Regions from separate parts of the Homo sapiens genome. Here region 1 is linked to region 2. The links are chromatin contacts, found by Hi-C or POLR2A ChIA-PET in ENCODE. All regions are on one chromosome and are shown on one strand. Each heading gives the region's core, a stretch centred on a gene start or an enhancer-like site at or near the end of the contact. The rest is flanking DNA. Distances are from core to core; before and after follow the strand shown. Region 1 holds the start of RAB7A (RAB7A, member RAS oncogene family). Region 2 holds the start of ABTB1 (ankyrin repeat and BTB domain containing 1).

Evidence for each region. A loop is a pair of places that touch in the nucleus more often than their neighbours do. ChIA-PET counts read pairs that join two places held with the same protein, here RNA polymerase II (POLR2A). Pooled maps may share reads with other maps.
Region 1: a loop to region 2 is called in a map of CD4-positive, alpha-beta T cell, with 5 times the contacts of the local background. The contact joins the promoter of RAB7A here to the promoter of ABTB1 in region 2. A Hi-C loop is called at or near these places in 1 of 168 maps with a recorded cell type or tissue (CD4-positive, alpha-beta T cell) and 2 of 50 pooled maps. POLR2A ChIA-PET finds 5 or more read pairs at or near these places in 1 of 52 experiments (MCF 10A).

What each region holds. Positions count from the first base shown.
Region 1 is chr3:128,724,772-128,727,471 of GRCh38, reverse strand. RAB7A (RAB7A, member RAS oncogene family) reads right to left here and starts at 1,289. Exons shown (of 6, transcript NM_004637.6): 1 at 1,113-1,289. RefSeq lists a silencer at 866-1,155 and enhancers at 422-1,406, 1,436-1,565.
Region 2 is chr3:127,671,383-127,674,239 of GRCh38, reverse strand. ABTB1 (ankyrin repeat and BTB domain containing 1) reads right to left here and starts at 1,288. Exons shown (of 12, transcript NM_172027.3): 1 at 1,159-1,288. The coding sequence starts at 1,214. PODXL2 (podocalyxin like 2) reads right to left here. Exons shown (of 8, transcript NM_015720.4): 7 at 2,627-2,806; 8 at 1,438-1,972. The coding sequence ends at 1,760. RefSeq lists silencers at 917-1,176, 1,317-1,916, 1,927-2,006.

The DNA of each region.
Region 1 (2,700 bases), core at 40-2,539, 1.1 Mb before region 2:
AAATGACATCAATAGAAAGAAAGGAGGTGGTGGGAGGCACTGAGGTACAGATACCAGGTAGCAAAAGATAAACCAGCAAGCTTCAGGGGTACGTGAAAGCAGTACAACCTAGAAATTTAATACAGTGCTCTGGAGTCTGACTGCCTGGGCTTGCATCTCTGCTTCGTAACTTATTAGCTGTGTGACCTTGGCCAAATGGCTTAGCCTCTCTGTTCAACTTCCCACTGTGTTAAGTGGGCACAACAGTGGTACTTCAGAGGGTTGTTCAAAGAACTAAACATAATGATCTGTTAAAAGGTCTTGCCACGCTGCCTAGCATACAATAAACGCTCAAATATTTGCTGTCAATATTCTCAATATTCCCCTTATGACCCCATTAGGTATCAAGCCTAAAATGAATGCAGAAAGAGGCCCCAAACACGGTCGGAATGGAAACACAACTCTACATCCAACTACCATCTTTCCTCGATTAAGTTGAAAAACTTCTCTCAGGATTTACCGTAACATGCCTAGGACAAAAAGCTCCCTGTCTCCCAGCGCCAGAGGCGCCTCAATGTACACAAGTGTCGAGGCGAGCCCAGCGCACGTGACCTGACTCACTGCCTTGACTCAGTTGCCGTCAGGGAACTCCCACTAACAGGGTCAGGCTGTTCAACTGAAGAACCGGATGGGAACGCGGCTCGGCCCCCAGCGCCTGTGACCCATGCCCGCCGGGTGGGCACGGCGGCGGGCGGCGTGGGCTCTGACACCCTCCTGCTCGCCGCGCTAAGGAACTCCACTGGCCAGCGCGTCCTGCCGCGGCGCAGGGCCGCCCAAGTCAAGGAACCCTCTCGGGTCTCTGAGATCCAGGCCAACAGTAAACAGAGCGTCCGAGACGGGTGGCCGGGGCGGGCAACCCGGCCAGAGGTCACGCCCGACGACCTCCGACCTCTCCAAGCCGGGTGGGGTCTTGGCCTGCTCCGGGGGCCTGAGCGATGCCGGGTGTGCCCGCGTGGCCAGGGCTGGGACTGGAGCCTGCCCAGGAGGACAGGGAGGACGCGAGGCCCTGGCGACCGAGGGGCTGAGGGGGGGGATGGGGCCAGGCCGCCGGCCGGGCTGGGCCCGCTGCTTACCGCGGCCGCTGCGCTGGGGGCTCCGGGCCGGGCGCGTCGCGAGGGCTCCCGCCGAGGAGGAGACTAAACGGAGGACAGAAGCGAGAAGGTCCAAGTTCTGGTTCCAGGGAACTCTCCCGAGCTCTCCAAGCCGCCAACTCCGCCGCTGCCGCCGCCTCAGGCTTTATGGCCAAGACTCCAGGCCCGCTCCCACTTCCGCCACCGCCGCCGCCCCGAGCGGAAGTACCTGTCACGAGACGCTCGACGCCAGGGTGCGGGGGAGGAGCCCCGCCTCAACCTTGCGTCACGTTCCGGCTGCCTCGGGACTGAGCCTGGATCTCGTGCTACAAACATGTCTGCCCCCAAATGGTTGTCCCCATCTTTGAGGCTCATACAAGGAGCAGGACGGCGCCATGTTGGACCCACAGACAGATTCCCTCAGCCATCCCTCCTTACTCCAGAATAAATAATGCCACCGAAGAGGGGACAAGGGGTAAACTGGCCATTCCAGTTGTGTCCTTCTTCGAAAGGCATCATTTATCCTTACTTTAATTACTTAACCAAAAATTATTATCACCATTTTACAAATAAGGAACTGAGACTCAGTATATCATGTCACTTGGTCTAGCTCAACACAGAAACTGGTGGAGCGAGGTTTTGAACCAAGATCTGTCTGATGCCAATATGTGTTATCGTTCTAGTAGACTGCAAATGACTACAGCAATTGTGTGGCTCGGTGATAGAGACAGGAGAAATAGGCACTTTGTCTGGCAGAGGAGACAGCCCAAGAAAATGGAAAATGAGCTAAAGCCTCTCTGAACTTAGTATTAGAGAAGATGTGATAAAGATGGACCGGGTAGAACTCTTCTTGTAAGCACAGAGCAGCCTCCCAAGCACCAGCCCCATCCGAACACATCAGGATCCACTCAGAATTTTTGCCTCCATCTTCAACAATGCCCTCTCATAGTCTTTTCTTATTTTGGTTCATGCAAGCTCCATTCTTTCAATTGTTCCATCCAAAAACCTTGCAATTGTTACAGTAAGTAGTCAGACCTGAGCAGGGCAGGAGAGGGGCCACTCCCCGACCAGCAATGTGAGGCAACCATGACGTGGTTGTCAGGTTAAGCTGTCTCTCTAAAATAATAATTGGTTGCAGCCAGACCAGAGAAAGGCAGTCTCCCAATAGATAAAAACACCTAAAACTGGTGATCAGCAGCTTCCCGATAAGATCTCAGGAGTTGAGGGGTCTGGGGAAAAAAAAAATCTCAAAAGCTAGGCAAGCAGTCTCAACCCTGAGATGGTACAATGTCTGGGGTTTCCCCTACTTTTTCAACCAAAATTGGCTCTTTCCCCAAAACCCTCACCACCTATTCTCCTGTTTTCTCTATGTGTATTCTGAAATGGCCTTGCACACTGCAGAACCATCCGCCTCTGGGGTAAGTCCACTCTTTCTCTGCTTTCACTTTGCATGTGCCCAGGAGTTCAAGACCAGCTTGGGCAACATAACAAGACTGTCTCTTCCAAAAGATAAACAAAAAAGAAAAGAGAAGGCACACATCTACATCAGACCTCTGCAGTTGTACTTCTCTCTACCTGGAAAGCTCTTCCT
Region 2 (2,857 bases), core at 39-2,538:
GGCACTCAAGGCAAAGTGCAGGCAAGGATGTGGAGGTGGGGTCGAACAGGCAGACACTGTGTGCTATCAGTGCTGGGGGACGATGGGCTACAGGGACAGAAGCCAGAGCCAGTGCCGAGGCTGGACCTTTGGCCTTTCAGCGTTTGGGAGAGGAGGTGATGGAGCCTTCACTCCCACCAGAGCTCTCTACTGCAGGAAGAAGCTGGCCCTGTTAGAAGCAGGGAGCCCGGGAAAAAGCTGCTGCAGGCCTCCTGATGGTGTGGAGGGCACACAATTCTAGGAGGCAGGAGTCGCGGGATACAGCAACTGATGGGATGCGGAAGGTGAGCGAGGGGAGTCGCCAATGCTAATGCAGCCCCACTGAGGCGGGGGCAGCCCAAAGGAGGCCTCCAGGCTGCACCTGGAAGTGCTGTGAACCCACTCAGCGTTGACACTATGCACTAACTCTTGAGTGGCACGGGATGTCAGGGAGCGGCCCAGGGAGGCTACGGGAGTACAGCAGCCCGGCGCCAGCCCAGGGGAGGTGGAAGCAGTCAGTCAGCACCAGGTCAAGGGGGAGGAAGGGCCAAGAAAAAAGGAGGTCAAACGGGATAGTGGAAGCCCAAGGAGGGGAAGGGCCCCAGAACCCAACTGGGCACCCCTTCCCTCCGCGTCCGGCCCATGGAGGGGGCATCTCAGCGCCAGATTCACTTTAGCTGCGTCAGGAGTTTCCGAATCCTCAGGGACCGGAGGCCGATTATGGGCTCTAGGTGTTCCCCGCGCCAGGTCCAGAGAGCACGAGAGAAAGGGGCCACGTCTGGAGTCCCAGGCCTATACCCGCGCCCTGCGCCCGGGGGGTCTGACGTCCGGGCCCTACCAGGGCGAACAGTGGCCCGCCTTCTCTCCGCCCACTTCTGCGCCTTCGGGCCTCCGCTGAGCAGTCCCTTCTTACAGGAAGCCCTCCGGGGGTCAATGGCCATCAGTGTCCCCGCCCCAGCGCGCTTCCGCTGGGGGGCTGCGGCGGGGGTCCGGGTGGTCTGCCCCGCGGGGGCGCTCCGAGGGCTGTGACCCGGCAGAGGCGCCCGCCTCTCCGCGGCCGCCCAGCCGCCCGTCCCAGGGCCCGAGGCGTTCCGAGGGCGGCCACCTCCCGCACCCTCCCCGGGACTGCGAGGTCCTCACCGCACTCGGCCCACATCCCCCTTCCTGCAGCTGGCGAACAGGTCGCTGGTGTCCATGGCGCGGAGGATGGTACCCGAGCCGAACGACCTCGGGCGGCGAAGCCGCGCACCCGGCGGATGTAAACACGCTCAGCCCCGCCCCGCCCCGCTCTGCAGCGGCGTCCGGAGGACCCGCCCGCCCCGGCCTCCCCGCCCCGCGGCCCCGCCCCTGCCCCGGGGTGCCCCGCCCGCCCCGCCCCGCCCCAACCCCGGAAATAAGAATGAGTCAAGAAGGCAGACGCGCTGGGCCCGGCGTGGTCTCCGGGCGGGTTTAATTGAGTCCCGGGGCGCAGGAAGCGCCGCCCGCCGCCCGCGGGGCCGGGGTTCAGGGGCGGGAAAGCGGGGCCAAGGCGGGCTTTGAGGCCTGCCCCTCGGGCGGGAGTGAGGGAGTTGGTCCGAAGCCGCCGTGTGAAGTCGGGGGAAGCGGGAAGGAGCCCGCGCCGAGGGCCAGGCCGCGGGGGCGGCCCGGGTAGGCGCGGGGCTGGTGCGGGCTCCGGGCCGTCCGTTTCGGGGTCCACCTCGCTTGGTCCTGGCGGCCCACTCGGCCTGCGCCTCGGCTGCGCTCACAGGTGCGTGTCCTCCTCGAACACGTCCGAGTCCTCGGGGTCCCGCTTGCCCCCCATGAGCGCCCCCCAGCTCCCCGGGCCGTTGAGGGCCCCGCCGCCGTTCAGGCTGGGGTGCTTCTCCTGCATCTCCGACTGGCTGTCGCTGGCCACGTCCAGCGTGGGGTTGTCGTGGCAGCCGTTCTCCACGAAGCGCAGCTCCTCGCCGTGCGACTGAGGCGGGGTGGGGAGAGGCCATGGGCGAGCGAGCCAGCCCCCGGACAGCGCCAGGCCCGCGGCCGTCTGTGCAACCCCACCCAGGGGGTTCCCGCGGCACCCTCCACAGGTGCCAGATCCTTCTTTTCTGTTGCTGCAGCTCAACTCCTTTCTCAAAATAAACCTACTAGTCGTTGGCACTACAAAGCCCCGTGGCCTCCCTGACGTCATCGATCCCCCAACAGCCCCCTAAGAAGACTCCACTTGCGAGGTGGGCAGGGAGCATCGCTAGGGCTCTGCTCGCTTCCTCCTGGGGAGGCCTCTAGGCTGCTGGAGCCTCTCCTTGATCCTTGGGCACCACCAACGCAGGGCCTGCCTCTGGTGAGGTATTCAGGTGCTCAGGCCCTGCAGTGCCTGCGCCGGAAAGGGGCTGGTGGTGCCAGGGAGGGGCCCCCTGGTGGGGCTAGCAGCCCCCTCACTCCCTGCACCTCTGGCACCTGTCCTGGGGCTGGTGCCCTGCAGAGCAGTCAGCAGTGCTAGGCTGACCAGCTGCTTCACCCACGGGACCCTGTGCGCCCAGGAGAGTCACTGCCTCCCCTTGCAGATGAGGACACCTATCGATGGGCACTCTCCTCTCAACTGGCCCCCAGCCCCACCTGTCCCCACACTCACCACGTGCTTGAGCTTGGGCAGCCGGCGCTGCCAGCAGTTGTAGAGCAGGCCAAGCGCAATGATGATGATGCAGATGGCCCCAATGACCACCAGCACCACGAAGAGCGTGCCGTAGTCGCTGCGCACCTGGCTGGCCCGCGCCTGGCAGCTGCTGGTTGTGGAATAGTTCTGGATGCCAATCTAGGGGTGGGAGGGGCCAGTTTCCTCAGCTGAGGTCCTGGGGTGCCATGG